2 separate regions of the Homo sapiens genome follow, and region 1 is linked to region 2. Evidence: read pairs that join two places in POLR2A ChIA-PET (ENCODE). Cell type or tissue: PC-3. All regions are shown on one strand. Each heading gives the region's core, and the rest is flanking DNA. Links, peaks and the distances in the headings are about the cores only. Region 1 overlaps IFI35 (interferon induced protein 35). Region 2 overlaps PTGES3L-AARSD1 (PTGES3L-AARSD1 readthrough).

Evidence for each region. ChIA-PET counts read pairs that join two places held together with the same protein. Peaks named below come from ENCODE experiments on the same cell type or tissue, not always from the same donor. Only the 100,000 strongest peaks of a DNase experiment are listed, where the experiment ranks them.
Region 1: POLR2A ChIA-PET joins it to region 2 with 16 read pairs; 28 of 35 experiments call an interaction of 5 or more read pairs at or near these places.

The regions. Positions count from the first base shown.
Region 1 is chr17:43,009,900-43,012,810 of GRCh38, forward strand. It overlaps IFI35 (interferon induced protein 35), which reads left to right. Exons shown (of 7, transcript NM_001330230.2): 2 at 2,280-2,378. Among named protein-coding and RNA genes, the nearest start is that of IFI35, 4.6 kb to the left of the region's middle. In PC-3, for the core only: no CTCF peak of the experiment used is centred there; a DNase peak (open chromatin) is centred at 1,082; H3K4me3 peaks cover 500 bases; H3K27ac peaks cover 2,154 bases.
Region 2 is chr17:42,951,447-42,954,357 of GRCh38, forward strand. It overlaps PTGES3L-AARSD1 (PTGES3L-AARSD1 readthrough), which reads right to left. Exons shown (of 17, transcript NM_001136042.2): 15 at 2,278-2,332; 16 at 354-448. AARSD1 (alanyl-tRNA synthetase domain containing 1) reads right to left here. Exons shown (of 12, transcript NM_001261434.2): 10 at 2,278-2,332; 11 at 354-448. Among named protein-coding and RNA genes, the nearest start is that of AARSD1, 12 kb to the right of the region's middle. In PC-3, for the core only: no CTCF peak of the experiment used is centred there; no DNase peak of the experiment used is centred there.

The DNA.
Region 1 (2,911 bases), core at 124-2,623, 58 kb after region 2:
TCCAGCCTAGGCAACAGAGGGAGACTCCGTCTCAGAAAAGAAAAAAAAATAGAGGGCTGGGCGCGGTGTCTCACACCTGTAATCCCAGCACTTTGGGAGGCTAAGACGGGCAGATCATGAAGTCAGGAGATCGAGACCATCCTGGCTAACACGGTGAAACCCCGTCTCTACTAAAAATACAAAAAAATTAGCCAGGCGTGGTGGCGGGCACCTGTAGTCCCAGCTAATCGGGAGGCTGAGGCAGGAGAATGAAGTGAACTGGGAGGCGAAGCTTGCAGTGAGCAGAGATCGCGCCACTGCACTCCAGCCTGGGCGACAGGGTGAGACTCCGTCCCAAAAAGAAGAAAAAAAAAAAATAGCTGGCATGATGGCACACGCCTGTACTCAGGAGGCTGAGATGAGAGGATTGATTGATTCCAGGAGGTCGAGGCTGCAGTGAGCCATAATGGAGCAATTGCACTCCAGCCTGGGTGGCATTGAGACTTTGTCTCAAAAAACAAAACAAAACAAAAACATGGGTAGATTTGCTGTGGGGGGAAACTTTGTTATGGCTAGAAGCAGTTTACTTTAGAAAGGACATGCTCTTCCCAGTGCGTCAGAGTCCCCACCACTCTCTGTTATCCTACATGGCTCTATTAACTCATTAATGTCATCCAACTGGCCCTTAAAGGCACTGTGTTAGCACTCTCTGAGTTACAGAAATATGAATAACTAATGATCTTTTTCACTATTCATAAACCAGCATAATTTGGTCAAGCTCTAGTATTCTTCTGCTAAAAATAGAACAAACTCACACTGAATTTCTTTGGTGTCCTCTGTAATGTGCTCCTTTACCGTCATTCATTCACTTCATTTCTTCATTCAACACAGTTTTACCGGACACATATTTTGTGCCGGAGATCTTGCTGGACACAAGGAATACAGAGATGGTCAGAACAGAGTCCTATCTTTCCAAGAGATCTCATGCTTCTCTGAGCTGAACTTCTTTATCAGGATTCCTAACCACAGGGTGAACTCTGCTCTATTCCACAAACAAAGGTGCATTTATTGGTATCCCTGGTGTCACTTCCCTGCCTGTGATGTCAGTTCTCTCTCTGGACCCATTCCAGATCACACCCAGCCTAAAAGGTTACTTGGTGTACAGTGGAAAGTGTGACAGTCCAGGGACAAGCTAGAATTGATGGGTAAACTACCTCCCCACTCTGGGCTTCATTTCTTCACTGTAAAGCACAGGTTAGTGGGTGGGCTCTGGAGTCAGACAGCCTAGGGCCAAATGACTTTGGGCAAGTCATTTAACCTCTCTGAGCTTTAATTTCCTCATCTATAAAATAAGGATTGGCCAGGCATTGTGGCTTACACCTGTAATCCTAGCACTTTAGGAGGCCGAGGCGGGCAGATCATCTGAGGTCAGGAGTTTGAGACCAACCTGGCCAACATGGTGAAAACCTGTTTCTACTAAAAATACAAAAATGAGCCAGGTGTGGTGGTGGGTGCCTGTAATCCCAGCTACTTGGGAGGCTGAGGCAGGAGAATTACTTGATCCTGGGAGGTGGAGGCTGCAGTGAGCCAAGATCGCGCCACTGCACCCCAGCCTGGGAGACAGAGCAAGACTCTGTCTCAAAAATAAATAAATAAATAAAAATTAAAAAAATAAATCAATAAAATAAGGATCACAGGATATCTATCTTAGATACCCTGTTGTTCTAAGAATTGAATGAAATAATTCATCAGACGGGCTTAGCACAGTGCCTGGCATATAGTAAGTACTTAGTAAACGTTAGTTAAGAATATGACTGTATGACATTTTGCAACTAGTCTCCCCTCCTCTTGGAGGTGTCCCTAATTGGGTTAACCCCTTTGGGATTGTCCCTCTTCCAAATTCCGGCTGCCCTTCACAGTCAGTCATGTGATCATGTACTCTTGAGCACTGTTTGGCAGGCCTGAGGGTCGTACCCTTATCTTCCACTGCCTGTGTCAGTGCCGAGCACTTTCTAGCAGGAGCTTAATCAGTGTTTGTTGAACTCTAGATCTGTGGTCACGAACAAGTCATGGACGCTGCAAAGGCTCCTGCCCTTTCAAGAGCAGCTGAGATGAGGCCAGCCAAGCCCTGGGTGGAGGGGGCCAAGACCAGCCCAGGGCAGCACAAAGGGGTTGGGTTGTTCTTGAGCTTAGCATCAACTCTGCTTTTGGAGCGTCCAGAATAGGCCCCACTTCCCCTGGGCTTGTTGATTCTCTGGAAGGGCGGGTAGAAGTCTTGTTGTTTCCTTCTGCCCCAACAGGCCCTCCACGCCCTTCAGGAGGAGCAGGCCAGACTCAAGATGAGGCTGTGGGACCTGCAGCAGCTGAGAAAGGAGCTCGGGGACTCCCCCAAAGACAAGGTAAGGTGGGAGATCTGGTGTTGTTTGGTAAAAACGAGCTGGCGAGGCCGGGTGCGGTGGCTCACACCTGTAAACCCAGCACTTTGGTAGGCCAAGGGGGCCTGATCACCTCAGGTCAGGAGTTTGAGACCAGCCTGGCCAACACAGTGAAATCCCATCTCTACTAAAAATACAAAAATTAGGCCGGGCGCAGTGGCTCACGCCTGTAATCCCAGCACTTTGGGAGGCCGAGGCTGGTGGATCACCTGAGGTCAGTTTGAGACCAGCCTGGCCAACAGGGTGAAACCCCGTCTCTACTAAAAATACAAAAATTAGCTGGGTTTGGTGGCACATGCCTGTAATCCCAGCTACTTGGGAGGCTGAGTCCGAATTGCTTGAACCTGGGAAGTGGAGGTTGCAGTGAGCCAAGATCATGCCACTACACTCCAGCTGGGTGACAGAGCAAGACTCCCTTTAAAACAAAGAAACACAAAAAAGAGCTGGGGAGTTCTCGGTTTTATTCCTGGCTCTGCTACTTCCTTGCTGTGTGACCT
Region 2 (2,911 bases), core at 199-2,698:
AGTGGCTGAGGCAGGAAAATTGCTTAAACCTGGGAGGTGGTGGCTGCAGTGAGCTGAGTAGCCTGGGCTCTCCAGGCTGGGCAACAGACTAAGACTCCATCTCAAAAAACAAAAACAAACACATTTCATAAAAACAAAAACAAAAACATACATGTGAGATGTGGAGCCAAAAGACCTTCAACTGTCAAACTGGAAATGACAGTAGTAATAATTATCTCTGCTCAGCCCACCTCACATGCCCATGATGTGAATTAAATGAGATCGCAGATGTGATGGTCCTTTGACTCAGTAAAGGAATGTATTTGTAGGATACAGGCTCTACTACATGTGCAAGAGAGTCCACAAAGAATTACCTGGGCCCCAGGGTCTCCACAGACGCAGGTGGCCCTGCCAGTAAGAAGAGTCCACCACCTTTCTCATCGCCCACAGTTAAGAACAGGAGGGTCTCCTAGGAGGTAAGACAAGGAGATAAGCTCTGATACTGAAGGATGTAGAGTCAACCCCCCAAATCCTGCACTCTCTTCAATCTTAAGAATAGATTATTTCCCCCTAAACCACCAAGTGACGCTCCTGATGAATGATGATACAGCCCCTCCACACTGGCCCACGAGGGCCAAGAAACTTTTTGAGAGCAACTATGGGAACTTAGGTGAAACATTAAGAAGGCAGCAGAAGACTGCTGATCCTGGCTAAGCAGAAAATGCCTTTCATGGTTTCACTCTTGCAAACTTTTCCCCACCACACATCCTTTCCCTGCCACTGCCTAAACCACCAGGTTTCCCTCTGCCTGGCCGCCTCTGCCCCTTGTCTGTCTGATGACCTCTAAGCAGTCTTCAAGGGCCCCTCCCCTGAAACCTCCCTATCCTTCAGGTAATGTGCTCCTCCACCTCTAGCATTCATCACTCTATCATTCTGAATTATAAATGTCGACATACATATTTGTCTCCCAGACTAGAATATGAGCTTCTTGAGAATCAGTTCTGTCTATACAGAAGAATTATGAAAAGAGAGATACACAACGCTTTACCCACAGTAGGCATTCCAAAGAAGGGTTCTGGAGTAAATACAAAAGAGATAGTGGGGCATGGTGGCTCATGCTTGCAGTCCCAACTACTCAGGAGGCTGACGTGGGAGGACTGCTTGAGCCCAGGAGTTCAAGACTGCAGTGAGCCATAATCACGCCACTGTACTCCAGCCTGGGTGACAGAGCAAGACTCTGTCTCTGAAAAAAACAAACAAACAAACAAACAAACAAAAGACCTGGAAATCTCTAGGCTAGAGACCATCAGGAGTGGGAAGAGTAAGTAAAGCCAGAGGAAGAGGAAAATGGACGGGGATGGCTTTCAAAGGGGCTTGCCCACTCCTGTATTTACTTTTTTTTTTTTTTTTTGGAGACAGTCTGTGTTGCCCAGGCTGGAGTGCAGTGGCGCAATCTCGGCTCACTGCAACCTCAGCCTCCAGGGTTCAAGCAATTCTCCTGCCTCAACCTCCCAAGTAGCTGGGTCTACAGGCACCTGCCACCACACCCAGCAAATTTTTGTCTTCTGTTTTGAGACAGAATCTCACTCTGTAGCCCATGCTAGAGTGCTGTGGCACAATCTCAGCTCACTGCAACCTCTGCCTACCAGGCTCAAGAGATTCTCATGCCTCAGCCTCCCGAGTAGCTGGGATTACAGGCGCATGCCACCACGCCTAGCTAATTTTTTGTATTTTAGTAGAGATAGGGTTTTACCATGTTGCCCAGGGTGGTCTCGAACTCCTGAGCTGAGGCAATCCACCCGCCTCAGCCTCCCAAAGTGCTGGAATTACAGGCGTGAGCCACCATGCCTGGCCTGATTTTTCTATTTTTAGTAGAGATGGGGTTTCACCATGTTGGCTAGGCTGGTCTCCTGATCTTAAGTGATCCACCCACCTTGGCCTCCCAAAGTGCTGGGATTACATGCGTGAGCCACCGCGACCAGCCCACTGATATATTTCTAATATTGGATCCCCAGCACACATAAACCTGAATGGCTTTGAGGAGCTAGAGCTCTGATGAAAGGAGCTCAGAAGCTAATAAACATCACAGCCCCAGAGAGAGCAATAACATAGATCTAGCTCAACACCTAAAACAGAGCTTGGCATATAGCTAGTACTAAGAAAACAGTATTGAATGAATGGCTATTTCCTCCTCCTCATGTGTTCATGTGGAGGGACTTTGGCTAAACTAGCGCCCCTCACTTATGTCTCCCTAGGTCTCTATCCAGGCCGGGGTAGAGAATCTCATGCTCCTCTTACCTCTGACCCAATCTCATTGGCAATGATATTCATGAACTCTGAATCACCCTCCTTCCTACAACAAAGGACACAGACATGAGACCCAGGTTGGAGTGGTGGCTGTGAAACTGCAGGAAGCCTGGCCCCTCCTTCTGAGGCTGGCCTTGCTGCCTATGTACACATAAAGTCCCATATCCCTTAGCCAAGAGAGAGTACTGGCTGAAAGCCAGCAAGCTGCCCTTCTCAGCCTCTGCAGTTTGTAATCAACCTCCAGGTTTGTTTCCATCTCCCTTAAATAGGATTCACCAGGATAAGCAGAAATCTGTTAGAGAGTAAAGGAGGTAGGGGACAGTCCTAAAGAAAGATACAGGCTGGACACAGTGGCTCACACCTGTAATCTCAGCACTTTGGGAGGCCAAGGTGGGCAGATTGCTTGAGGTCAGGAGTTCAAAACCAGCCTGGCCAACATGGGGAAACCCCAGCTCTACCAAAAATACAAAAGTTAGCCTGGTGTGGTGGCACATGCCTGTGATCCCCCAGCTACTCGGGAGGCTGAAGCACGAGAACCGCTTGGACCCAGGAGGCACAGGTTACACTGAGCCGAGATCATGCCACTGCACTCCAGACACACTAAGACTCCATCTCAAAAAAAACA